Regions from separate parts of the Mus musculus genome. Here all the other regions are linked to region 3. A link is a loop called in an ENCODE intact Hi-C map of the cell type or tissue named here. Cell type or tissue: left cerebral cortex. All regions are shown on one strand.

Region 1 (8,000 bases), 810 kb after region 3:
GCACAGGCGTGGCGGCAGCGGCGCGGGGTCCAGGCAGGGCCGTGGTCTCCTGCGCAGCGCGCCCAGCAGCCGTCTCCAGTAGTGCGCGCGCCGGGCGCCGGTGGCCGCGCAGCGCTCCGGATGCCCGCGGTAGGCGCAATGCAGACTCGCCCCGCCCGGGGTCTGGCAGCGCAAGGCCAGCTCTCCGCCAGTCGGCGTCCCCGGGGCGGGTACCAAGAGCTGCCAGCTGCACGCGTGCTGCTCTGGACTCACGAAGCGACCGGAGGAGCCGACCGTGGGTCGGGAGGCCCGGGTCACTTCCCTGCCTGCTGCCCCCTTGTCCCTCCCGGCAGCCGAGAGGAGGCAGCCTCCCAGCAGCAACAGCAGCGTCAGCGGGGAGAGCGACGCCCGCGGCCTCGGAGGACTCATGCCCGCGTTGGCCATGCCACTCTGGGATTCCTGGGACCTCAGCGCAGGCAACAGGAGGCAAGGAGCATCCTAGGATCTGCGAATGAAGGCTACGGATGAGTCCCGCTCAGCCCTCTCCCTGGACACAGGAACCTGCCAACTCTCCTGACCGGACTTTCCCGAAACCAGTGTTCTCAGTTAGCAGGGAGAAGCCCCTTTAAAGAGCTGTCTGTCCTAAGGGAACAACTTAATGTTTAAGGAATCGTTTTTTAACATTCACTAAAATAGAAAAATGAAGTTTAATGATCACGCAACCACACACCCTCCACCCGTCACCAAACTGTCTACAAAATTATTTCAGATTAATCGGATACATGTACTTTTAGCTTACCGAATTCTAGAAGAGGTGGAAGGGCCCTATTGGAGTAGAGCGAATGACTGCATAAGGGATTAGTCTGTTTTAAACGGCTGTGAATGAACCTGTTATCAATGGGACAGAAGGGGCCTCCCCCTTCATGCCCCTCCCAGACTTCTCTCAGTAGGTTTCGGCCACTGCTAACACACACAGAAGATACACCCGCGTGCAGAAGCACGCGGAAGTGATAGAAGCAGCCATGTGACATGAAATATAAAATGCTGTATTTTGCTCTCACCGCTGAAAATAAGACAAATGTTAACAAAACTTTCTTTCCTTTTGAAACTTGTACATATTTATCTGGTCTATATATAGTTAAGAAAGATGAAATGAAACAATAATATTCAGAACCAGATGCTATTTGCAGGTTTTTTTTTGTTTTGTTTTGGTTTTTTTCGTTTTGCATTGCATGTATTTCTTCTGTGTGTGTGTACCCCAGAGATCCAACTCAGTTTGTAGGGCCCGGTGGGGTGACAAGTGCCTTTGCCTACTGAGTCATCTCAAAGGCCCCACTATTTTCAGTCTTTCTATTTATCATGTCACTCAGTTCTGTATTTTCATCAGTACATCCAAGTAGGGACATTTTGGTTTTTAACTATTTGGGATATGATAGATTAGTTCTAAATATTTTTTCAGAACTCAAAGGTCCTAAAAGGAATGATTTGCTTTGTGGTAGAAAAGTAATACAAATTCAAGTGGTGTAATGTTTAAGTAGTAATCTGTTCTTTGTATGCCTCTGTAGGAGGATAGAATTTGGGTTGGGTTAATTTTGCTGTTGTTTGTTTGTTTGTTTTTGGTTTTTCGAGACAGGGTTTCTTTGTGTAGCCCTGGCTGTCCTGGAACTCACTTTGTAGATCAGGCTGGCCTCGAACTCAGAAATCCGCCTGCCTCTGCCTCCCGAGTGCTGGGATTAAAAGCAAGCGCCACCACCGCCACCCACCTGCAAATTTTTTTTGTTTTGTTTTTTTTTTAAGGTTTATTTATTATTATATATAAGTACACTGTAGCTGTCTTCAGATGTGCCAGAAGAGGGCATCAGGTCTCATTATGGGTGGTTGTGAGCCACCATGTGGTTGCTGGGATTTGAACTCAGAACCATCAGAAGAGAGTTCTTACTCGCTGAGCCATCTCGCCAGCCCAAGGTTTATATATATATATATATAACATTTATAAAATAAAAAGAGAATTTTACATTTGTTTATTGTTTACTTGGTGTGTGTGCTCAAATGCTACAGTATACGTGAGGAAGTCAGAAGACAAGTTTCAGGAGTCTACTATCTCCTCCCACCTTGCAAGTCTCAAGAATTGAAGGATTCAACTCAGGTGGTTAGGTTTAGCAGCAAGTCTCTAATTTGCTGAGCCATCTTAGAAGACTCCCTTTTTAAAAACAGGGTCTCTTGGATCTTGAGTTTATTGTGTATCTGACTGTGACCTTGTATTTTAAGCAAAGTTATTTTTAAGCTTTGGGATTTTATATTCATCTCACTTTTAGCTCCATAGTATGTGGTCTTTTTTTACTTTAAGAGTATATTGCCGGGGCTGGTGAGATGGCTCAGTGGGTAAGAGCACCCGACTGCTCTTCCGAAGGTCCAGAGTTCAAATCCCAGCAACCACATGGTGGCTCACAACCATCTGTAACGAGATATGATGCCCTCTTCTGGTGTGTCTGAAGACAGCTACAGTGTACTTACATATAATAAATAAATCTTTAAAAAAAAAAAAAAAAAAAAGAGTATATTGCCAAGAGGCTGGGGAGACCCATGTGAGGGCAGAGAGGAATGGCTTCACAAGGTTGTCCTGTGATCTCTGATCAGTGCATACAAGCCCCTCCATTATACACAAGTAATAATAAAGTGGTTTTGATTTGTTTTGTTACAGCTTTTATTTCTCTAGGGAACAGGAATGTTGCTCACTGGTAGAGGACTTGCTTAGTGTGTTCAAGGCCTTTCACCTCTCAGCACTTAATTTCCTTATCTAATTTTGGTATTAATTATACCATTTTGTTTTGTTTTTTTCATGTTTGAGACAGGGTTCTCTGGGTAATAGCCCTTGCTGTCCTGGAACTTGATTTGTAGACGAGGCTGGCCTCGAACTCACAGAGATATATCTGTCTCTGCCTCCAGAGTGCTGAGATTAAAGATATGCACCACATTGCCTGGCTATACCAGTTAAATTTTTAATAAAAACATATTGGTACCTATGACATTAAGGAACACTAATGATAAAAAAACAGGAACTCTTAACGAAAGTTTCATAATACATTTCACAGATGTATTTAAATTTCTCAGAAAGCCAGGCGGTGGTGGTGCACGCCTTTAATCTCAGTACTTAGGAGGCAGAGGCAGGTGGATTTCTGAGTTCGAGGCCAGCCTGGTCTACAAAGTGAGTTCCAGGACAGCCAAGGCTACACAGAGAAACCCTGTCTCAAAAACCAAATAAATAAATAAATAAATAAATAAATAAATAAATAAATAAATAAATAAATATTTCAGAAAAACATTCTCTCATGTAAAGTACCAAAAGTAGTTACAGATACACCTCCTTGCCCACCAAATGCTCTGATATTATCAAGGGCTGGAAGGCTCTTGATAGATTTTTCAGCTAAAGTCTGACATCTTGTGGCCTTATTCTCAATTACATTAAAATTATGAGCTAGATCCACAGATGTCACAAACATCAAGAAGAAAAGGGAAGGGCACACAGAAAAATCAGGATAACTTCAAAAGAGCCGGGCAGTGGTAGTGCATGACTTTAATTCCAGCACTTGGGAGGAAGAGGAAGGCGGATTTCTGAGTTCAAGGCCAGCCTGGTTTACAGAGTGAGTTCCAGGACAGCCAGGGCTACACAGAGAAACCCTGTCTCAAAAAACCAAATAAATAAAAAAGATAAGTTCAAAAGCATGGTAAACGAAGCAGAGCTGGAGTAGCCTGGTGGCTCATGCCTGTAATTCCAACACTAAAGGCTGAGGCAGGAGAAGCACACACTCAAGGCTAGACTGGGCAGCATAGTGAGGTTCAGGTCAGCCTGAGAAACAGCAAGACTGTATTAAAAACTAGTAAAGAAGTAAACCACAAAATAGCATAAGGTAACCTTTTATAGCTGGAGTGAAGAGTGCTTACTGTACTGCTCTAGCAGAGAAGCAGAACTGGGTTCCTAGCAGCAAAGCCACCTGAACTCCAGTTCTAGGGGCCCATCACTGTCACCCTCTTCTCTCCTTGGTGGAACCTGTACTCACATGTACATACTGCCACACATACACAGGACTAGAAATAAAATCTTTCCAAGGGAGGTCCAACCCCATCAGCCCTGGGCTGTGAATAACAACTCTTCCCTCCTCTGAGAGTACATTTCAAGTGTTCTGGGTTCCACTTGTCTGAGCCTGCTGCTGGGGGGGGGGGGTGGTTTGTGGAATTTTCTCTCGACATTCCTTTTTATTCTGTAGCTCTCCCAGACTATGCTCTTGAGTGTTTGAGTTTCACGTGTGAATACAGTGGCTTTATTACTCTCCTCCATTAATGTCCTCCTACCCTTTCAGTTTCCTTCCTGGCCCTGACTGACCTTCTTCTCTCTTCTCCCAAGTGCATTCTAGCTGCCTCTTAGGAAGAAAGAGGTTGTAGGCTTGGAGAAGGTGGGGCAGAGCCTTTGAGTCCACCTGGAGAACTGTCTCCAGTCCAGCGGTTCCCTCTAACTCACTGCTGTCCCTTCTAATATCTGATGGCAAGGCTGCAGGTACTGGGTCTGGCCAGGCCCATGTTCCTTAGCTCTGGGTAGCCAAATAGAGGGGCGTTCACACCCCTTACTAAGCACAAGCACCTTAGTCTTAACCCCTCCAACCACCATCACAGATCCCAAAGCACAATCTCTGGTAATCTGTCAAGCACTTGAGCCTGGCCAAGGTCCTGGCTTTGTAAGGGGGCAGCTCCCTCGCATTGAGAGGTCTTATAGGCAGGGACCATTGGTTCCAAGAACTTCAAGAGGTGGCTCTGGCTCAGGGACTGAGTGGAGCTGGTATCAAATCAGGGGAGTAAGGCAGAGTGTGTTTCTACAGCCACTATAAACTGGGGATATACATGGATCCTCAAGAAATGTATAGGTCTAGTAGTCAGTGCCATGCTTCTCAAAGTCAGCATGCCATAGAATTATAAATGTATTTCATTATAGAACACTGACCTAGAAGCTGGTGGGATCTGGTATCATAAGTGCTATAATGCACTAGATTTCTTTTCAATTCCATTATGTGTAACTTCAGACAACCATACTGTCAAAAATTGTGAACTAGTGTTATTTTCCCCACTCCACAGTTGAGGAATTAAGATACAGAAATTAAGTAACTCGTTCAAGGCTATGCTGTTAACAAAAGGAGTCATCAGAAATGGAGGTTTAGCTCAGAGTCGCACTGTGCCTAGCATGAGCCAGTCCCTGGACTCATCGGCTTAATGAGTAGGGTTGAGTGCTTATTCGGCAGTCATTTGGTTCAGTGCTGTGTGTTCCCATCTAGTCCCTACCAACTCCATCAGCACCATTATTTTCTTCACTTCCCAGATGTAGAAATGAAACTTAGTGATATTATAAAAGTTCTTTGGACACATAGTTGTTATGTGTTATGAGAAAGGACTTAAAAATGAGCCAGTTCAGCCAGGGTGGTGGTGGTGGTGGTGGCACACCACACTTTTAAATCCAGCACACACGAGGCAGAGGCAGGAGGTCAGGGCCAGGTTGGTCTACAGAGGGAGTGCCAGGACAGGCAGGGCTACACAGAGTAATTCTGTCTTTAAAAAACAAAAACCAAACCAACACAAAATGAAATCAAAGTCAGTAGTTAAGAGCACATGACTGGTCCAGAGTGCCTGAGTTCAATTCTCTCAGGAAGCTCCAACCACCTGTAACTTCAGCTCCAGGAATTTTAGATAGTCTCTGGCCCCCTGGCCTCTGTAGGCAGAAGCTACACACATACACATTTTTTAAAAATCTATTGCCTTTGGGGAAAAAAACCAAGTTGATAACAATAGGCCTTTCCTCTCTTCAAAGCTTTAGACTATATATATATGTATATATATATATATGTGTGTGTGTGTGTGTATACATACATATATATGTGTGTGTGTATATATGTGTATATATATATATATATATATACATATATATAGTTTTATTTATATGAGTACACTGTCCCTCTCCTCAGACACACCAGAAGAGAGCATCAGATCCCATTACAAATGGTTGTGAGCCACCATGTAGTTGCTGGGAATTGAACTCAGGACCTCTGGAAGAACAGCCAGCATTCTTAACTGTTGAGCCATCTCTCCAGCCCTGGACCTATATTTTTTGATACTAGGGAAAACATATAGAAAATGTAAACTAGATCATTTCTCTTGCTCAAAACACTCTTCTATACTTCGTATAGAACCCAAATCCTGGGCTTCTAGCCCCACCGTGGAAAAACATCACACTACTTTATAGCTTTGCCTTGTAATGTAAGGGGTAATGTTAGTCACCTGTGCAATACTTTAGCAAGTACTTAGTTCATCTTTTCCTATACAGATCTATTTTACAGTTCACCAAGTTCTTGTGAACTTTCCTGGGTTCATGACATCCCTCCCCACCTTCCACAACCTTTTACAGTGCTTCTCATCATACAGATGACAAGCAGACTCAAAGCCTGAGACATAACTTCTAAATAGGTAACAAGAAGCTAGTGGGCATGTTTTATAAGGAAGGGCGACAGGACAGGTGCTTTTGATGATTAATCTGTCAGTGGCCTATAAACTGGGCTTGCCGAAACTAGAGAAATACTAGTTTGACTACTGGCATTAAAAACAAATTCTAAGGCTATGGTAGTTTACAGAGGAGTGTTTGGCAGTGGAGGGACGGAAGGAGGAAAAGACGGGAAGAAGGGTGATAGGCCTAGGCAAAATCATTAGCAGTCCCTTCACCATTTATGCAGAACTTAATGGTAAATAATAGTAAACACACACTTGAGCCTCCTCCCACCCTCTTCCTCGCGGAACCACACTGCAAATTCTTGGCCCGGAGATTGCTTTGTAGCCCAGACTGACCCCCAATTTCACAATCTGCTGCCTCAGCCTCCCAGGTGCTAGGATTATAGGCCTGCACCACCCTAGCCAGCCCTCGGCAGTGTTTCCTTCTTGACTTCATCCCGCCCACAGCATCGCGACCTGGGCCGGAGTCTCCTTTCTCCAGTTTGTTCCTGTTTGGAAGCCGCCTAGCTGGGTAGTAGGGTCAGGATGGAGAGAGCACTTAGAGACCGAGGTTTGGAACTTTCGGAACTTTAGCTAGGTGATCTTTATCGCTCTCTGGAAGATCAAGACCTCTTTCCGTTTCTCCCATTAATCTTAAAGACTGGGAGCCGGGCTCCCGATCCACGCTGCCAACCCGCTCCCACTGCCGCGGGGCGCTGCTACATTCCGCTCGCCGGCAGGGAGTGGGGATGGGGGGGGGGGGAAAACGTGCCGGTGACGTCACTTCCGGCGTGCAGACGCTAAGTCCGGCGTGCCGGCGTCTGCGTCAGCAGAGAGCGGGGCTGGGGGCACCCGGTTTGAAGTGGTGCGGGTCAGAGCGGCGCCGCCTCCGCCCGTGTGTGGGACCCTGGTCGCTGCGGAGACGAGCTCCGGTGGCCGGCACATGCCGGAAGGCCCGTGCGGGCCGCTCCACGCCGCGCCGCCTGCCGCCCTGCGCCCGGCGGCCTGGGCCTGCGCCGCTCTGCTCGGGAAACGAACGCCGGAGCGGCGCGGCGTGTAGCTCCCTGAGAGTTCCGAACCGCCGGCGCCGGCCATGGCGGTCTCCAGGTGGGTGTCGCCGCCCGTCAGCTAACGGGGAGCGCGCGCGGGCGGGCGGGCGAGGCTGTCGGTCGGCTCCCGGCGCGACGGTGCGGGGCGTGAGCGCTGCTTCTCGTTCGCTCGCCCAGACTTCCGAGGCTTCCCTCGGCTGGCAGGCGCTTTGGGCTCGGGTTACCCGGAGAAGTCGGCTCACGAAGCGCTTTTTCTCCTGGTTAAATGTGACTCGGCGCGTTCGATCTGGCTTTTTTTTTTTTTTCTTTTTTCCTTTTTTCTTTTTTCTTCACCACGTTGCTCCTCTTTGGTTTCTCTTCCCTCTTTGAATTTCTAGGCGAGTTTCTTTTCTTTTTCTTTCGTAGTATCAAAGTCTGTTCCCAAACCACCATTTCACGGCAAAACTTGGT
Region 2 (8,000 bases), 330 kb after region 3:
TGAATTCCTCAGAGAAGGAAATGGGGAGCATTTGATTTTAGAAAAGATGATAAATTCTTGTCGGGATTTGAAGAGTGAGAATGTTAGCTGTTGCTGCATGACAAAGCACACCTAAATTAATGCTTCCTGGCAGGCAGGTATCCCTCGCTCTTCACCTTTGGAGTGGGTTAATGAGCAGTCTGCCCGCAGTTAGCTCTGCTCACTCCTGCAACTTGAATTGCCTGCGGTGTCCGCCATGTGTTGGGATGGACTGGCCCTGGAGTGATGTAGGCCCTCCTGCTGCTCTCCATGGAGCACAGAAGGAAGTGCAGTGCCCCCTAAGGCTAGGTCCAAGCTCAGTATCATTTGTCCAACACTCTTTTTGGTCTAAGCAGTTTTCCAGGGTAGTTCTTATTCTTGGAATTGGGAGTTCTCCCAGATCTGGGATCTACTTTTTAAACAAGGGAAGGATGGCAAAGGCGCAGAGTGTACATCTACAGAAGGCTGGGAACTTTGGGACTATTTTTTCGCATTAGAATACCACCAGAGGCCGGGCTGTCGTGACGCACGCCTTTAATCCCAGCACTTGGGAGGCAGAGGCAGGCGGATTTCTGAGTTCAAGGCCAGCCTGGTCTACAAAGAGAGTTCCAGGACAGTCAGGACTATACAGAGAAACCCTGTCTCAGGGAAAAAAAAAAAGAATACCACCAGAGGAAGGCTTGTTGAAGTAAGTGTGCTTTGTTGGCAGGCAACAGTAGTGTAGTGAATACACTCAAATCGTCTGCCTGTGTTTCCTAATATGTGTAAGAAATCACAAACTGTTTGCATATTGGGTTTTGATATCATCATTGTTTATCCCCACTGCCTACCCTCTGCAGGCTGGATAACACGTTGGAGGAAATTATCTTTAAATTAGTGCCTGGACTACGAGAACGTGAGTTCCCTGGGTTCTACAGACTAGGGTTTTGTATTTCCATTAAAGAGTTCATGTTCCTATGGTTTTCATATTTTTTTCCTTCAAATTAGAAGAACTTCAGCGTGAGTTGGAATTTTGGAAGAAAAACAAACCTCAAGAAAATGGGCAAGGTAACTGTCTGACGGCTTCTCTCGTGTTCTGCTTTCTGTTATGTTGGTAGAGTAATGTCTTTCCACACTCAACGTTTTCCTGTGCAAGACTCATGCAGCCCTGCATGAGAGTTTATCTGAATCTATGCAGAACTGCATGACTCCTCTTGAAGGTAATTGGAAAGAGGACATTGGACTTTGGGGAGAAAAGGAAGGAGAAAACGGGATAGAAATACTAGCCATAGTTTCAAGACAGGAAAAGGTCTGAGGTAAGAAACAGGCTTCGTGTGCACCTCGATCCTGAGAGCATCTCAGTCTTACCTCACTTTACGCCACTTTAATAGGGACAAAGGTGGAGTGTGGCTGAGAACCAGGTCAGGATTTGTTGTGCTCTGACGCTCTGAAGGGAACACAGGTGGGAACAGTGGTTCAGGCTTAGGTCTTAGGTCTGTCAGCAAGTGTCTCTGTGTACTCATCAAGATGTTCCTGTCACCAGACTCAGTGTCCAAGTTTCTACTTGGAGACCCAGGTAATAATAATTTCAGCAGGGCTGGGAGGGAGATGGATGGACAGAGAGAGGGGGAAGAGGAGGAGGAGGAGAGAGAGCGAGAGAGCTGGAATGCATATTGGGTGAAATGCTTGCCTCAAAAGCACGAGGACCTGAGTTTAATCCCCAGAAGTCATGTACAAAGAGGCGTGGGCCAGCAAGATGCTCAGTGGGTACAAGTGTTTTGCACAGACTCTTTGGTCCCTCAGTCCCTGAAGATGACAAAAGAAAACTGACTTCAGAGATTTGTCTCTGACATCCACATGTGTATCTGCACACACGGTTTTTATGTAAGCACTGGGAAGGCAGAGAGAGGCCGGTCTCTGGGGTTTGCTGGTCAGCCAGCCCAGCCTAATAGTTGAGTTCCAGGCCAGTGAGAAACCCCACCTCAAAAATACAGGGTCAATAGCATTGAGGAAGAACATCCAAGATTGACTGACTCCTGGCCTCCATGAACACATGCACATCCATGCACACATTTACACACAGTAACAACAACAATTTCAGCAGAGTGGAACGTATTACTGGCCAGAGTATGTGTATGCATGTACATACAGAGTGGCTGTTATGTTAGCCACAAAAAGGATATCTAGCTATAAAGTAATATCATTCTTCATGTTTTTACACACAGACTTCATTCAGGATTCTAAAATCAAAGTGGCCTCTGTGCATATGTGAATTTAGTCTCTCAGTTCACATAGGAGTTTTTATGAGTTATAAAGTCTCATAAAATCAGTGCCATTTAAGATGGATACGGAATGGCTTCAATAGTTAGACTTAACTTGAAGAGGGGAAGGCTTTTCATTGATCTAGGTGTTTGGTTCATAAAAGACAGTATCTGTACATGGGTTCTATGTAAATGAGGATACATGAATTACCTAGCTGTGTATTTCATTTATCCCTCACCCTGCACTTGCCCTTTTATCTTTTCCTGGGCTCTAGCACCATAATGATGAGAATGGTAACTCTTTGTATTTGTGACAAGAAGCAGCCAGGAGGAGATGGAAAGGGAAGGAGAAAGGAAGTTGATTACTCTGTGACTGACAGTTCAGGGATGCTGTTATGACAGGGAAGGCATGGGAGCAAGAGCAGGAGGCTCCTGGTCACTTTGAATCCATTGTCACAAAGAAGAGACCAGGAAGTGGAGCTGGGGAGTAAAACCTCCAGACCCACTCCCAGTGACCCACTTCCTCCAGCGAGGCTCCACCTCGTAAAGGCTTCGTAACCTCCCAGACAGCACCGCCATTCAAGCACATGAGCCTATGGCGGGGGGTATCTCCTGTTCGGTCTTCATGCCTTTAATCGTGTTATTGTTACCTCAGACTAAGCACACTGCACGTCTAACGCGTTGTCCAAGCTATTCCATATACGTCAGTCGATACAGTTGTATTCATGTAACAGTATAAGTAAATGTTGTTATAGGAAATATATTCAAATTTTCTTAATGGAATTTTTAACATGTTAAGTGGCTATAAAGCGTGTTTTTACAATTATTTTTTCTGTAGTTGGTTTTATAAATAATTTCAAGTTTTGAGAACTTTTAGGATACCAACTTAGTTTTAATTTGAACACATCTTTTATTGAATTAGGAAGAATTTTGTATCCTATTTGCCTTCTAAAGTGTCTTAACCACTAATTGCACTTTTTTGTGTCCAAATATAGCTAATCTAGAATATTTCTTAATCCCGAATCTTACTCTGTATGTTACAAAGGTGAGAAGAAGGCTCTTTCTTTTCCCACATTTACACTAAACCCATGTACAGATACTGTCTTTTATAAACCAGACATGAAGCTCAGTGAAACTCACCCCAAATTAAAGACCAAATCCAATAATATTTTAAAAGGATAAAATAGGAAAAGTAAGATAAAATTCATAAACCAGGATATACAAAAAGTCTAGAAATATTACGCTGTTTTAAGTTTCTGATGGCCTCTGATGGATATTCTTTCCATTGTTGACTTTGTTGAAGGGTTTCAGAAAGTATTGATATTTTCAGTCAGTCTTCAGAGAGGTTATGAAATATTTTAGGTTGGTCATTGCTTTGGTGAGTGCCATATTATTGCTTGACTTTAAACTTTGAGTTACATGAGTCTTGCTTCAATTATACAGATGATATTTCGAAGGTTGACAAGTCTAAAGCAGATGAGGAAGGTGATGAAAACCAAGATGATAAGGACTATCATAGAAGTGACCCGCAAATTGCTATCTGTCTGGACTGTTTACGAAATAATGGGCAGTCAGGGGACAACGTAGTGAAGGTGAGTGGGCAGAATTCATTTCTTTTACCTTTGTTGTTGTTGTTGTTGTTAATGTAATGCAGTTGAATACCATTCTCTGAAATTCCAAATCTGGGAATAGCCAGTGTTGCTTTCCTGGTAGCTTGTCCTCCCAGCCCAGTTCTCCCAGACCAGTGCCACCATCTAGTGGCTAATTTTTATAATGCAGCAGCCAAAACTCAGACCGATGATTTAAGCTGTGTCTCCAACCATTTTATTATCTTTAAACTTATTATTTTTAGAGGTTAATTTTATTTTATATGTGTAGGTGGTTTACCTGCATGTATGTCTGTGTGTCATGCGTATGCGTGATGATGACAGTGGAAGCCAGCAGAGGGTGTGGGAACCCCTAGAAGGAAGCACAGGTGGCTGTGAGCTGCCCTGTGGGTGTCCGCTGGGAATTGAACCTGAGTCTCTGGAAGAGGGCTGGGGCTTTCACTGCTGAGGCGTCTCTCCAGGCCTAACCTCAATCATGTTGTGTAGTCTTCTGCTTTTAGTTAAAACTCTATAAGCCTCATGTCATGGCTAATATATTTTATTAAGAGAAGAGTAGGTTTTGAAGTAAAGCTGTGTTATCAAGTGTCTATGAGTGGATAAACTCCTTAGAGACTTCTATTATTGTCTACATAATCCTTGTTCTTCATCCTGTCTCCTAAACATTGCTCTGACTCTTAGATCTGAAAGCTCACTGCTGCCTCCGTGGTTTATTTTCCTTGGGGTTTGAATATCTAGCGTGTCCTGGTTTCTTAGTTGGCAGCAGCTTTCATATAAATATTTACTACTTTAGTTCTTAAGTAGTCTTTTGTCACTTTGTCCAAGCACTTATTAGTCATTGAGGGCATTGATTTTCTCTGTACTTTGTTTTATGCACAAGTTCATATTTATTTTTTGTTTCTAATTTTCTTCATCTATGCTAATCTATAGCTCTTTTGGGTTGAATTTCTTTGCTATTATATTACTAATAATGGTACTTTATATTGGGAAATTAAAAACAAATAATTTTAACTTAGATTTTCATTTAATCAGCATCTTTCAGCAATGAATATATTTGACTATAGTAAGCAAATGAATTCATTATGTGGTAGTTAATATAACTAGTAAGAAAAAGATCTGTCACTTGCAACACATGAGTAGTTGCTAGATGGGTTGTCGGAACAGGAATATGAAGTAACTGCTAACTGCTCGTGTGTAAAGGATTTCTTTGGAGGAAAAGAAAATTTTGGAATTAGATATTGTAATTGTTGAACAACTTTATAAAAACTACTAAATTGTTCATTTTAGACAGTGACTTTATGGTGTTGTATTTCAATTTAAGAAGTTAAAATCATGCTTGCAATTCCTCTGATTGGTAGAGATTAAAGCATAATACTAAACACAAAACTGAAGAATCATTGAGTTGTATCTATGCAGTATATCTTCTGATATGCAGATATACCAGAAATACTGATCCTTTCCAGATAGCTGAGCAAGGAGGGTTAGGCACAGATTCCCCGGCAGTCTCTTGTGAGCCCCTGGTGTGTATCACAGTGCTTCCATTTTCCATATGTCAGGAAAGAAAGAATGAGAAGCTCTGCTCCTACTTCCTCTCCACCATCCTGTCTTCTGCCCCCGACCGTCGTTGCCCTCTTTGTAGCTGGCTCTACAGTAGTTCTCAGGTGCACACAGCCAGGAAGCAGTGCAAGTTTCATTTGGTTCCATTATAAAATATTCCTGGAGAAAGTGCTCATTGTTTCTAAGTATTTACAAATCAACTTTTACATAATACAGATTGGAATTGTGTTAGATTTGTGTCAGTCTATTGAATTATGAATTCTAGAAACACTCTTTTGTCATGTCCTAAAAATGTTCCCTTAACTATTTTGACAACTCTGAATTATTAATAACTTGTGGGAGGCAGTACAGGTCACCTGGGGTGGGGGGCTTTGTTCAAGCTTAAAGAGTGAATCAGAAGCACTCTTCATGTAAAACAAGAGACACATCAAGGCATACAGAACTTAGTGATGTACAGTAATGTTCGGTAGCCTGTCCCTGGGGAGTGTTTTTCCTCAACCCAGAGCCCACACTGTATAGCTTGCAGGTACTAAGGCGGCTGTGGATGGAGCAGATGCAGTATCCAGAACTCTCCCAAGGCTAATGTCAAACTACTTCTGTCTCTGAAGTTATTTTTAGGTTCTCCATTATACTTAACAAGTGCCTCCTGCTTTCAGAAGTAACATCATTTAACAAAATATTTTGTGTCCTTTTACTTAAACTCTGCTTTCTTTATAGAAAAAAAAACATGTTAGAGAAAGACAGATTGCGTACTTGACAGGGTTTTGCTAATTCACACGCTAGAATGATATTCTTGAAGAATGTCATGTAAATAACAGGCTATAATTAGGAACATTTTGCTTAGGAGAATTGAACATTTTTGCTTTGCATTTAGAAAATACTCAATAGATAGTGAAAAGCATGCCTTTGGCTGTGGTTTAGTTTAGATGGTTGGGTTGGGTTTGGCTTAGTTGGTTTGGGGTGGTCTAATGAGACCGTCTCACTTTGCAACCCACGCAGAATCAAACTCAGATCCTGCCTCCTCCTTCTGAATGCTGGGATCACAAGAATATGCCTCCATACCAGAAGGGTTGAAGGTTTTAGCAAAAACAAGTGAAAGTCTTTAATTTGTCATTTGTTTCCTTTAGGGTCTCATGAAGAAATTTATTCGCTGTTCTACACGAGTTACTGTAGGAACTATTAAAAAGTTTCTAAGTTTAAAACTAAAACTTCCAAGTTCTTATGAGGTACGTAAAATCATATCTAATTGTGAATTTGATGATTCTGATCTATAGCAAAATTCTAGCAAAGGAAGTAAAGTAAGAATATATTCAAACTAATTTTTATAGAAAATGTTTATTTTCATGTTTAAAAATTAATTTTTGGAATGTAAAATTTATGTAACATTTTATAACAAGGTATCCCAAGTAAATCACATTGATGCCTTTGTAACTAAAGGATTTATTTAATTTTTTTTGTTGTTGGTTTTGGTTTTGGTTTTTCGAGACAGGGTTTCTCTGTGTAGCCCTGGCTGTCCTGGAACTCACTTTGTAGACCAGGCTGGCCGCGAACTCAGAAATCCACCTGCCTCTGCCTCCTGAGTGCTGGGATTAAAGGCGTGCGCCACCACACCCGGCATGGGTCTACAGTTTTTAAACAATTTTAGTTACAGGACTGGAGATCGGCTCATTGGTTAACAGCTCTAGCTGCTTTTCCAGGTGACCGGGGTTCAATTCCCAACACCCACATGGGAGCTCACAACTGACTAATTCAGCTCCAAGCAATTTGGCACCTTCACACAGGCAAAACACCAATGCTCGAAATATAAAAATCAATAAAGCATTTTAAAAATTCCAGATATACTTTTGTATTAGGAGAAAACTGAAAGTGTCAGAGCCCACTGTATTTGGTAAACTTACATAAAAGATAATTTCTAGATAGCATCTCTAGTGAAAAATAGACATTTTATACTGTATGGTTTCTTTGTTTTTTTCTTGCAAAAATACCATGCATAGTTTTACTTTAAAATCTGGTTTGCTAAGTTAATTTTCTTGTCTTCGGAAAGTTACCAGAGCTAAGAAAACAGTGCTCTGTCTTACTTCTGCCATGTACTATGGTCCTTTTAAACAATTCCTGTCTATCCCAAAGAACTTGTCCTTTGCTTTATTTATGAGAGGTAGATTGGTCTCCCATTATTCTGCTGCCCAGCGCATAGGAGTGTGATTTAGTGAAATGTCCGAAGTGTCCTTCCCAGCATTGCTCACTGGGACTGGGTGCTTACGTTGTGAATGACTGGATGCAGCCTGCCTGATTAGTAAACTGCACCTTACCAGCTCTGCGTATAACAGCTCTGTTATGGACTTGTTTTACAGGCAAAAGGAAAAAAGGGATGTCTACTTTTAATAATTAATAAAATAACTGAAAAATTTAAAGTTTATATATCACCATAAATTATTAAAATATCAATAGTTAATATATCTGATATAATTGGCACCATATTTTGTGTTAGACTTCAAGTTCAAAATTATAATCTATGTCTAGGTAGCTACAGATGTATTTAAAACTCATTTTCCCCTCCACCCTTGAAATAAAGTCTGAAACA
Region 3 (8,000 bases):
TTTGAGTTTATGGCCAGCCTTGGCTACACAGTGAGATCCTCCCTGTTTTAGGAAAAAGAATAAAAAGAACTGGCTGGGTAGAAAGAGTGCACCTATATGGATATTCACTCCTACAGTGTGTAAGATGATGGGAAGATTAACTTAAACACTCAACAAAAATTAGTTAAATGATCCATGCACATTGAAACAAAATAGTAGGGTTAATTAAGACATCTGAAGTAAGTTGTTAATAAAGGAAAATTAAAAGGAAAGAACATGATTATTCTCAGGTTGGTGAAAGAGAAAGTTTATTATAAATATGTGGGAGAGCATAGTCAGAGGCAGGGACTCTGGGAGAGTCCAGAGTGGACCTGGCCCTGAGCCGTGTGAGGAGAGGAGGGAGGAGAAGAGAGAGGGGAGAGGAGGTGACCAGGTGCAGCAGCCAAAGGCCCAAAGAAAGCAGATGAAAGAAGCAGGTTTTTAAAAAGATGGTTGGAAGCAGAGCACTGACTATCACAAATGCCCCTCTGACTTGTGCTGTGGCACTTACACGCACACATGTAACCAACCAGTGTTGGAAGAAGATGGATTCCTGATCCACGTCTGGAGGCACAGCCCTAGAGTCCAGCTATTCAGGAGACCAAGGTAAGAAAGCCACAAATTCAAGGATTGCCTAAACTCAGAAAGAGTTCAAAGCCATCCAGGTCAATTTAGGGAGATCCTGATACAAGAAAGCAACAATAGAGAACAGAACAGGGCATGGGAGCACTGTGGGGCTGCGGGGTGCTGTACCGATCAGGTTTGGGCACTCGCCTGTGTCCTAGAGGCTTTGCCTTTAATCCCCAGAACTGAAAAAGAATAGCAGCAGCCAAAGCTTAAAGATATCTTAAGACAAGGGGTTTGCATGTGATCCCGAGAGAAATGGGACGACGACGACATTGAAGGATTTGAAAGAGACTGGCTGGGTCAGATTTGCATTTTAGGAAACTTCTGGCCACAACTAAAAACAGAGAAGTGGGACTGGAGAGGGTCTCAGAACTTAAGAGCACTTGCGTCACCTCCAGAAGACCTGAGTTCAGTTCCCAGCACCCAGGCTGGGTGGCTCAAACCACTTGTAACTATAGTTCTAGGGGCTCCTACACCTTCTTCTGGCCTCTGGGCTTCTGAATACACATGGTTTCTCTCTCTCTCTCTCTCTCTCTCTCTCTCTCTCTCTCTCTCTCTCTCTCTCTCTCACACACACACACACACACACACACACACAGATAGACATGTTTTTTTTTGTTTTTCAAAGAAGGATGTTTGAGTAATCCTGATGTTTCAGGCTTTGCCTAGGTTGGAGGGCACAGATTACAGAGCGGACTAGAAGTCAGCGTGTTTGATAAAACTTGGTCACGATCAAAAGCTCTGAGTGGAAATAAAGTCAAGAATAACTTCCAGAACTCTCCATTGTAAAATATGTCCTTCTGTGACAAAGAGAACACAAGAAAAAAAAAAAAGACCATAAGTGTTGCGAAACTGTCGTGAATCGGGATTAATGACAGAGGCAAAAAGGAAATCCTGGAACTCAAAGGAAAGGTTAAAACAGTTTATTTATTCATAAGTATGCACACGCGCACGCACACACACACACACACACACACACACACACTTCACTAACCACCGATCTGGCTGATGTCGTAGCCTGGCTGGATGGCAGCGAGCGTCAGGTAAGCTCGCGATGTCTCTTGCTGCTTTTCGGGTTCCCACTTGAGCTGGACCCACCCGATGCGGGCGAGTTCTCCTTTGGCACTGGGCGTCCACTTGCATTCATCTCTCAGCACGACGTCTCCATTGGATTGAGTGAGTCGCCACCAGACCAGGGATTTTTTTAACAAATTTCAGCCAATCATAACTAAGGCGTTTACACATTACCTCCCTTACCTTATCTCATTCACGACCCCCCCCCCCTACACACACACAAAATGGAATGGTTTCCATGGTTACATGGCTGCGGCTCGGAAGCTGGTGCACCGGTGGGTAGCTTTGCCTCCCTGGTCCCGCGTTCCTTACAATAAGCAACGAGTTGGTTCAGGGGGAGACAGGGGCTTCTGAGACCTATCGGTGTGGAAGAAATGGAATTTTCCCCTTAGATATTTCTCTTTTCCACTCACAAAGATAGAGCCATAGTCAGAGCCAGTCTGTCTACCTGCTATCATTCTACAGGTCTCCTGTGCCCTCTACTTCTTTATTAGTACAAAGGTTTAAACGTGACAGTGCAAAGCTTATTTTTAAGTCTTTTCTCCTTTTAACCCCCAAGCTCTTTGGGGCAAAGAGGCTCAAATAAGACACTTTGGTCAGATACTATTATGTCCACGTTATACCAGGCAGATATGGACATGAGCAAGAGAAACAGTCTGTATTGGAAACATTTACTGGATGCCCAGACCTTAAATGTGCAACCGCAGATCTCAACCTGTGGGTCATGACTCCTTGGGGTGGAATAACTCTTTCTCAGAGGTCGACTGCACTATAGGAAAATACAGAGGTTTACTTTATGATTCATAACAGCAAAATTACAGTTATGAAGTAGCAATGAAATAATTTTATGGTTGGCAGTCACCACAGCGTGAGGAACTGTATTGAAGGGTCGCAGCACTAGGAAGATTGAGAACCGCTGACTTAGACCTCTGTCCAGGTGGCCAGGGAGGGATGACAGAGAGAGAAAGAACTGATAGAATGAATCTGCCATTCGGTTCTTCATATGAGAGGGGGACAGAAAGAAAGGGCCCCCCCCCCAAAAAAAACATTTCTGGCCGTCAGCCCAACCCACGTGTGTCTGTTACTGTGTGGTTGAACAATGTCTTGGCTACAGACCGTGCCTGTACTCTCCCACAGTGATGGAGGCACGTATAAAAAGGAGGTTCGTGAACACAGTCCTACTTGGTGTGAGTTTCAGGAGAGCACAGGGCTGGAGTTTGACCTGTGTCTTCCACAGACTGTGTGCCAAGTTCCAAACATTCCCCACACCCTTGAGCTTGTCGAAGCTCTGCTGCTGCCTACAGAAATGTAGGCTGGAATAACCCTTGTTCTTTTTGGTTTTTTGGTTTTTTTTGGTTTTTTGGTTTCTTGGGGTTTTTTGGTGTTTTTGTTTTTGTTTTTGTTTTTGTTTCGGACTGTCCCTCAATCTTACCACCTCCAAAAAGAAAAAATCATAACTGCCCCATCTCCATCATTTATAGACCTCCACATCTTAGACGCTCAAAGAGAGCATTCCACCGTTCCCTTCACTGGGCTTGTATGTTTATTTCCTACTTATTTCTTTATACTTGTCTGCTCCAGGAGCTCAGAGACAATCTTTTTCTCACCTCCGCTCAACATTTGGCAACAAACCTTTTCCTGCTGGAGGTCAAAAGCCATTGACCCAGAATGTTCTCTCAGGGGGGGCAGGAGGGGAGCCTTTGATCCTGTCAGCGCCTGTCCACAATACAGTGATTGATAGGCCCCTAATTAGCGAGTCAAGAAGCCCAGATGAAAACTTAAGAATTGCTTCTTTAACCTGCAGTAATCATTCTTCCCACCAGGGGTCTCTTTTTCCACATTATTGGAGCAAAACAACAACTGGTTTTTGTTTGTTTGTTTGTTTGTTTTGGGGGGTTGTATCATAATTCAGTGGCAGGAGCTGGTCAGAAATGCAGATTCACTAGTCCCCCCCACACACACCTGACACCAGTTGAGGGCAATTCTTCAGTTTATCAAGATCCCTGGGTAATCTATCACTCCATAAGTACCAAGACTGGTTTCTACAAGGTATTTCTTCCCACCCTCCTCCTCCTCCTGGTCCTCCTCTTCCTCTTCCTCCTCCATTTCTTATTAATTTTTTATTAATTTTTTTTAGAGTTGTTTTACTCTGATGTGCATGAGTGTTTTTGCTGCACACATGTATGTGCACCACACGCATGCCTGGTACCTATGAAGTCAGAAGAGAGCATCAGGTCTGCCACCCTCTTTACAAATTGCTGCGAGTCCTCCTGTGCTCCTGGGAACTGAATTCGGACCCTTGGTGCTCCTAATCACTGAGTCATCTTTCCATCCCCCGAGATTTCTAATCTGAAAAAGCAAGAAAACACTGACAAATGAGCCCCTCCCTAGATGGCCCCTTTTACATGAGAAATCCCTACCACTGATCTGACAAAAACAAAAAACAAAAAAACCTTAGAACACGGCCGAGAATTAGTTTGCATTTATTATAAATATAAAATATACATACAACACAATATACATTTATACATTTACAGCGCGTGTCCTTTTGATTTCTTCTTTCATCGAACTCAGTTTTCCTTGGCCCCATTGCCTACTCCCTCCATCTCCCTACATGCGGCACTCCTGACGTTGCCTTCACCTTGGGACATCGACATCATGTGATCTGGTAAACAACCAAACCGAACCAAATCTGTGGGTGGGTGGCGAGCCTCCGCGCCAGTCCTGCGGAACTGCTTCCGTTCCCGTCTGCGTTACTGCGTGCCTTCTGTTGCTTCATTCAGATATCAGCAGTGAGAATTCAGAGAAGGGCTGCGGGGATCAACCCTTGCCTTTTAAAAAGTACCTTGAATAGCTTTATGCAAGTGAGAACACAAAGGGGTGCAATTAGACACCATTCACCCACACGGTTTAAGAGCTATGGGAAGACTCTGAATGTACATACAGATGAAGTCTTGCTCCCCCAAAATGATGTTCATGAAAGCCTGAATACTGGTGCTATGAAATAAATAAATAGGTAGGAATAAATAAAAGTGGTGAACATCACTAGAGGATATTTTAACACCTACAACCCAGTGCTTTCTTGAAGCTTCTTTGAGCATCTCTCCCTATTTGGCTGGCAAACAAAAGCTGGATTTTATTGCTAGTTGCTCTTCTGTTGGGAAATGCTTTAAAAATGCCTGCGAACAGCTCCTGTTGAGTCTCTTTTCTCAGAATGTAGCTATGCGAGAGTTCTTGTAGGCATTCTCCTTGAGGCTGTCGAATATTGCTTTGGTTCCACTCTGCCAGTGCAACACCAGATCCATGGGGGTCTTCCCAGCCTACACAGAAGAAAGGGAAATTTGACTTCCGGGTGACTGTCAGTTTGCACTCTCTGCACCTATGCTAATGAGGTATATTATCAGAGTATATGGGTTTTATATGAGTGATCTACATACCGTTTATTCAAACTATCCTGTCCCTGTTTTTTCATGATACTTTTATTGGCTTTCCCATCTACCATCCACAGAACTATCAGTGGTGCTGTCAAAAAAAAAAAAAAAAATTCCCTGGTCCCTACAATAACGTAACACCTCAAGTCATGGTGAGGTTCAAAAATGTCTCCAGACACCCCTCCCCTCCAGAATGCACCAGAGACCTGGGAGGGGAGAGACTCCCAGGACTCATAGGGAGGGACCTTAGATGAAATGCCCAATAGTAGGGAGAGGGAACTTATAGAGCCCACCTCCAGCAGGAAGACAGGACATCAAGTGAGAGATGGAGTTGCCATCCCACAGTCACATCTCTGACCCATAAGTTTTTCTGTCTGAAAGAATTACAGGGGTGGAATGGAGAGGAGCCTGAGGAAAAGAAGGTCCAGTGACAGGCACAAAGTGGGATCCAGCTCAAGGGGAGGTCCCAAGGCCTGACACTATTACTGAGGCTATGGAATGCTCACAAAAAGGGATCTATCATAACTGCCCTCTGAAAGACCCAACAAGCAGCTGAAAGAGTCAGATGCAGTTATTTGTACCCAACCAATGGACAGAAGCAGCTGACCCCTGTTGTTGAATTAGGGAAGACTGAAAGAAGCTGAAGAGAAGGGTGATCCTCCAGGAGGACCAACAGTCTCAATTAATCTGAACCCTTGAGATCTTTCTAACACTGGACCACCAAACAGACAGCATACAGCACCTGATAAGAGGACCCCAACACACATACAGTAGAGGACTTCCAGGACTGTGTTCATTCAGAGATGATGCACCTAACCCTCAAGAGACTGGAGGCCCCAGGGAGTTTAGAGGTCAGGTGGGGTGGGGGTAGGGGCATCCATGTGGAGATGCGGTGGGGTAGGGAGGAGGTGTGGGATGTGGAGAAGTCGGAGGGTGGATGGGGAGGGGTGGAGAATGGAATATGGGGTGTAAAAAAATGAATTGCAAATAAAATTAAATTAAAAAGAAAGGAAGGAAGAAGGAAGGGAGGGAGGAAGGGAAGAAGGAAGGAAGGAAGGAAGGAAGGAAGGAAGGAAGGAAGGAAGAGAGGGAGGAAGGGAGGGAGGGAGGGAGGGAGGGAAGGAGGGAGGGAAGGAGGGAGGGAGGGAGGGAGGGAGAAAGGAAGGAGCGAGCCCTTATCTTTTGCAGCTATGGTAGATGATATTTATCTGGGAATTGGAGCCAAGAGGGAAAATTGCTTACATTTCCTGCATAAAGATGAGGTTTAATTAGCACATTGGGACTTAAAATAATGTAGGAAATTATTTTGAGACTCATGCATATAAGTCAAAGTGGAAAATGAATGGTAGTTATTTTAAAAAAAAAAATCAGAAAGTGCAAGGTGACTCCCAGAAGGAATGGCAACATTTTACATTCTTGTGAGCAAAGGACTATTTGGAATTCTCCAGATTTGATAATGATTAATTTCAGTTCTGGGTAGTTGGGAGCTATTTGGGGAAAGGTTAGTGTATATATTCCTACCTGCTCTGGGGTCTCTTCAGCCAGGAATGACCAAGGCAGGTTAGAATTATCCAATGTGGGATCTTTTTTTAAAGATTTATTTATGTATTTTATGTATATAACTGCTATGCCTGCACACCAGAAGAGAACATCAGATCCCATTATAAATGTTTGTGAGACAGCATCTGGTTGCTAGGAATAGAATTCAGGTTCTCTGGAAGAGCAACCTGTGCTCTTAACCTCTGAGCCATCTCTCCAGTCTCACAATGTGTATTTTAAAGGTCAACAATTTTGACCATCCTTCATTCAAGATCAACCTTTCAAAGAACTGTTAGGCTCCAAGGTCAGATCAAAATCTCTAGTCTTCCCCATGTTTGACCCTGTGACCTGAATTCATGCCAAGTCTTACGCTATTCTTATGCAAATAGAGACATTTGAACCCTCAGTGTATCTCAAAAGTTATTACCATGGACATAATACTTTCAGATATTTGAGGAATTCTGGAAACTCAAAAGCAGAACAGTTGTGCCCTTGATTTGACTACTTACACAGTTCTTGACCTTGAGGTCCGCACCGAAGGTCATCAAGAGTCGAATCATCTTATAGCGGTTCAGCCTCACAGCATCATGCAGTGGGGTGTCTCCTTCCTTGAAGAAGGATAAGCTGGTATAAGACATGGGAAGCCAGGAAGTGAGTCCCGCCAGAATACCCCAGCTTGTCTGGGTGATTTCAAAGAAGCTGACGCTGGCACAGACTTGTCAACTACTCACTCTGTCCTTGGCATTGAGATCAGCCTCGCAGGCGATGAGGTGCTCAGCGCACTCGTAATGACCAGTCCTCACCGCCACATGCAGCGCTGTGCTGAGAAGCTTAAAAAATCAGAAAATGGTGGAAGGAGTGAGAACAGACACTGTCCGAGACCTCAAGGCATGTGCAAAGTGGGTGTGTGGCTGAGGTGTTCACAGAATAAGGACTAGCAGAGGACCTCCGTGGACGGATAGGACTCTCAAGGAAACAGAAGCCTACGGAAGGACTGGGAAATACCTTGTCTCTGGCACTGATTTTGGCTCCTTTGTTCAGCAACAGTTTCAGGACATCTGCGTTTCCTCCACGACATGCCCAGTGGATGGCTGTGGATTCAAGCTATTTGGGAAAGGAAAAACACAAGCAAGGTAGTGTGATGGAGAATCTTGTCCGGGGTGAGGGGTGGGTCTTTTGTTTTAAACACCTGAGAAAATATGGGAAACTGAGTGTTCCTGGTCTTGAGGGTCACCTCTGAGATTCCCACTAAACATCTCAGCTAAAGAGTGTCTGAATGGCTGTACTTGTGTATGTCCTTAGAAAACTGTT

Evidence for each region. Peaks named below come from ENCODE experiments on the same cell type or tissue, not always from the same donor. Only the 100,000 strongest peaks of a DNase experiment are listed, where the experiment ranks them.
Region 1: it touches region 3 in a loop (4-fold over the local background); 3 of 42 quality-filtered maps call a loop at or near these places.
Region 2: a loop joins it to region 3, with 8 times the contacts of the local background. A loop is called at or near these places in 29 of 42 quality-filtered maps.

Annotation. Positions count from the first base shown.
Region 1 is chr19:36,918,794-36,926,793 of GRCm38, forward strand. Fgfbp3 (fibroblast growth factor binding protein 3) reads right to left here and starts at 806. Exons shown (of 2, transcript NM_028263.1): 1 at 779-806; 2 at 1-484. The coding sequence starts at 423. Btaf1 (B-TFIID TATA-box binding protein associated factor 1) reads left to right here and starts at 7,286. Exons shown (of 38, transcript NM_001080706.1): 1 at 7,286-7,608. The coding sequence starts at 7,595. In left cerebral cortex, CTCF peaks have their summits at 357, 3,415 (motif pointing left), 7,211 and 7,444; DNase peaks (open chromatin) are centred at 344, 781, 3,421, 7,291 and 1 more place; H3K4me3 peaks cover 2,657 bases; H3K27ac peaks cover 2,403 bases.
Region 2 is chr19:36,436,298-36,444,297 of GRCm38, forward strand. Pcgf5 (polycomb group ring finger 5) reads left to right here. Exons shown (of 10, transcript NM_001368691.1): 4 at 858-913; 5 at 1,006-1,065; 6 at 3,702-3,850; 7 at 6,547-6,645. Among named protein-coding and RNA genes, the nearest start is that of Pcgf5, 31 kb to the left of the region's middle. In left cerebral cortex, a CTCF peak has its summit at 4,026 (motif pointing left); a DNase peak (open chromatin) is centred at 4,008.
Region 3 is chr19:36,107,779-36,115,778 of GRCm38, forward strand. It overlaps Ankrd1 (ankyrin repeat domain 1 (cardiac muscle)), which reads right to left. Exons shown (of 9, transcript NM_013468.3): 6 at 7,695-7,793; 7 at 7,421-7,519; 8 at 7,199-7,297; 9 at 4,187-5,039. The coding sequence ends at 4,929. Among named protein-coding and RNA genes, the nearest start is that of Ankrd1, 8.1 kb to the right of the region's middle. In left cerebral cortex, a CTCF peak has its summit at 3,538; DNase peaks (open chromatin) are centred at 3,545 and 4,424; H3K4me3 peaks cover 788 bases; H3K27ac peaks cover 496 bases.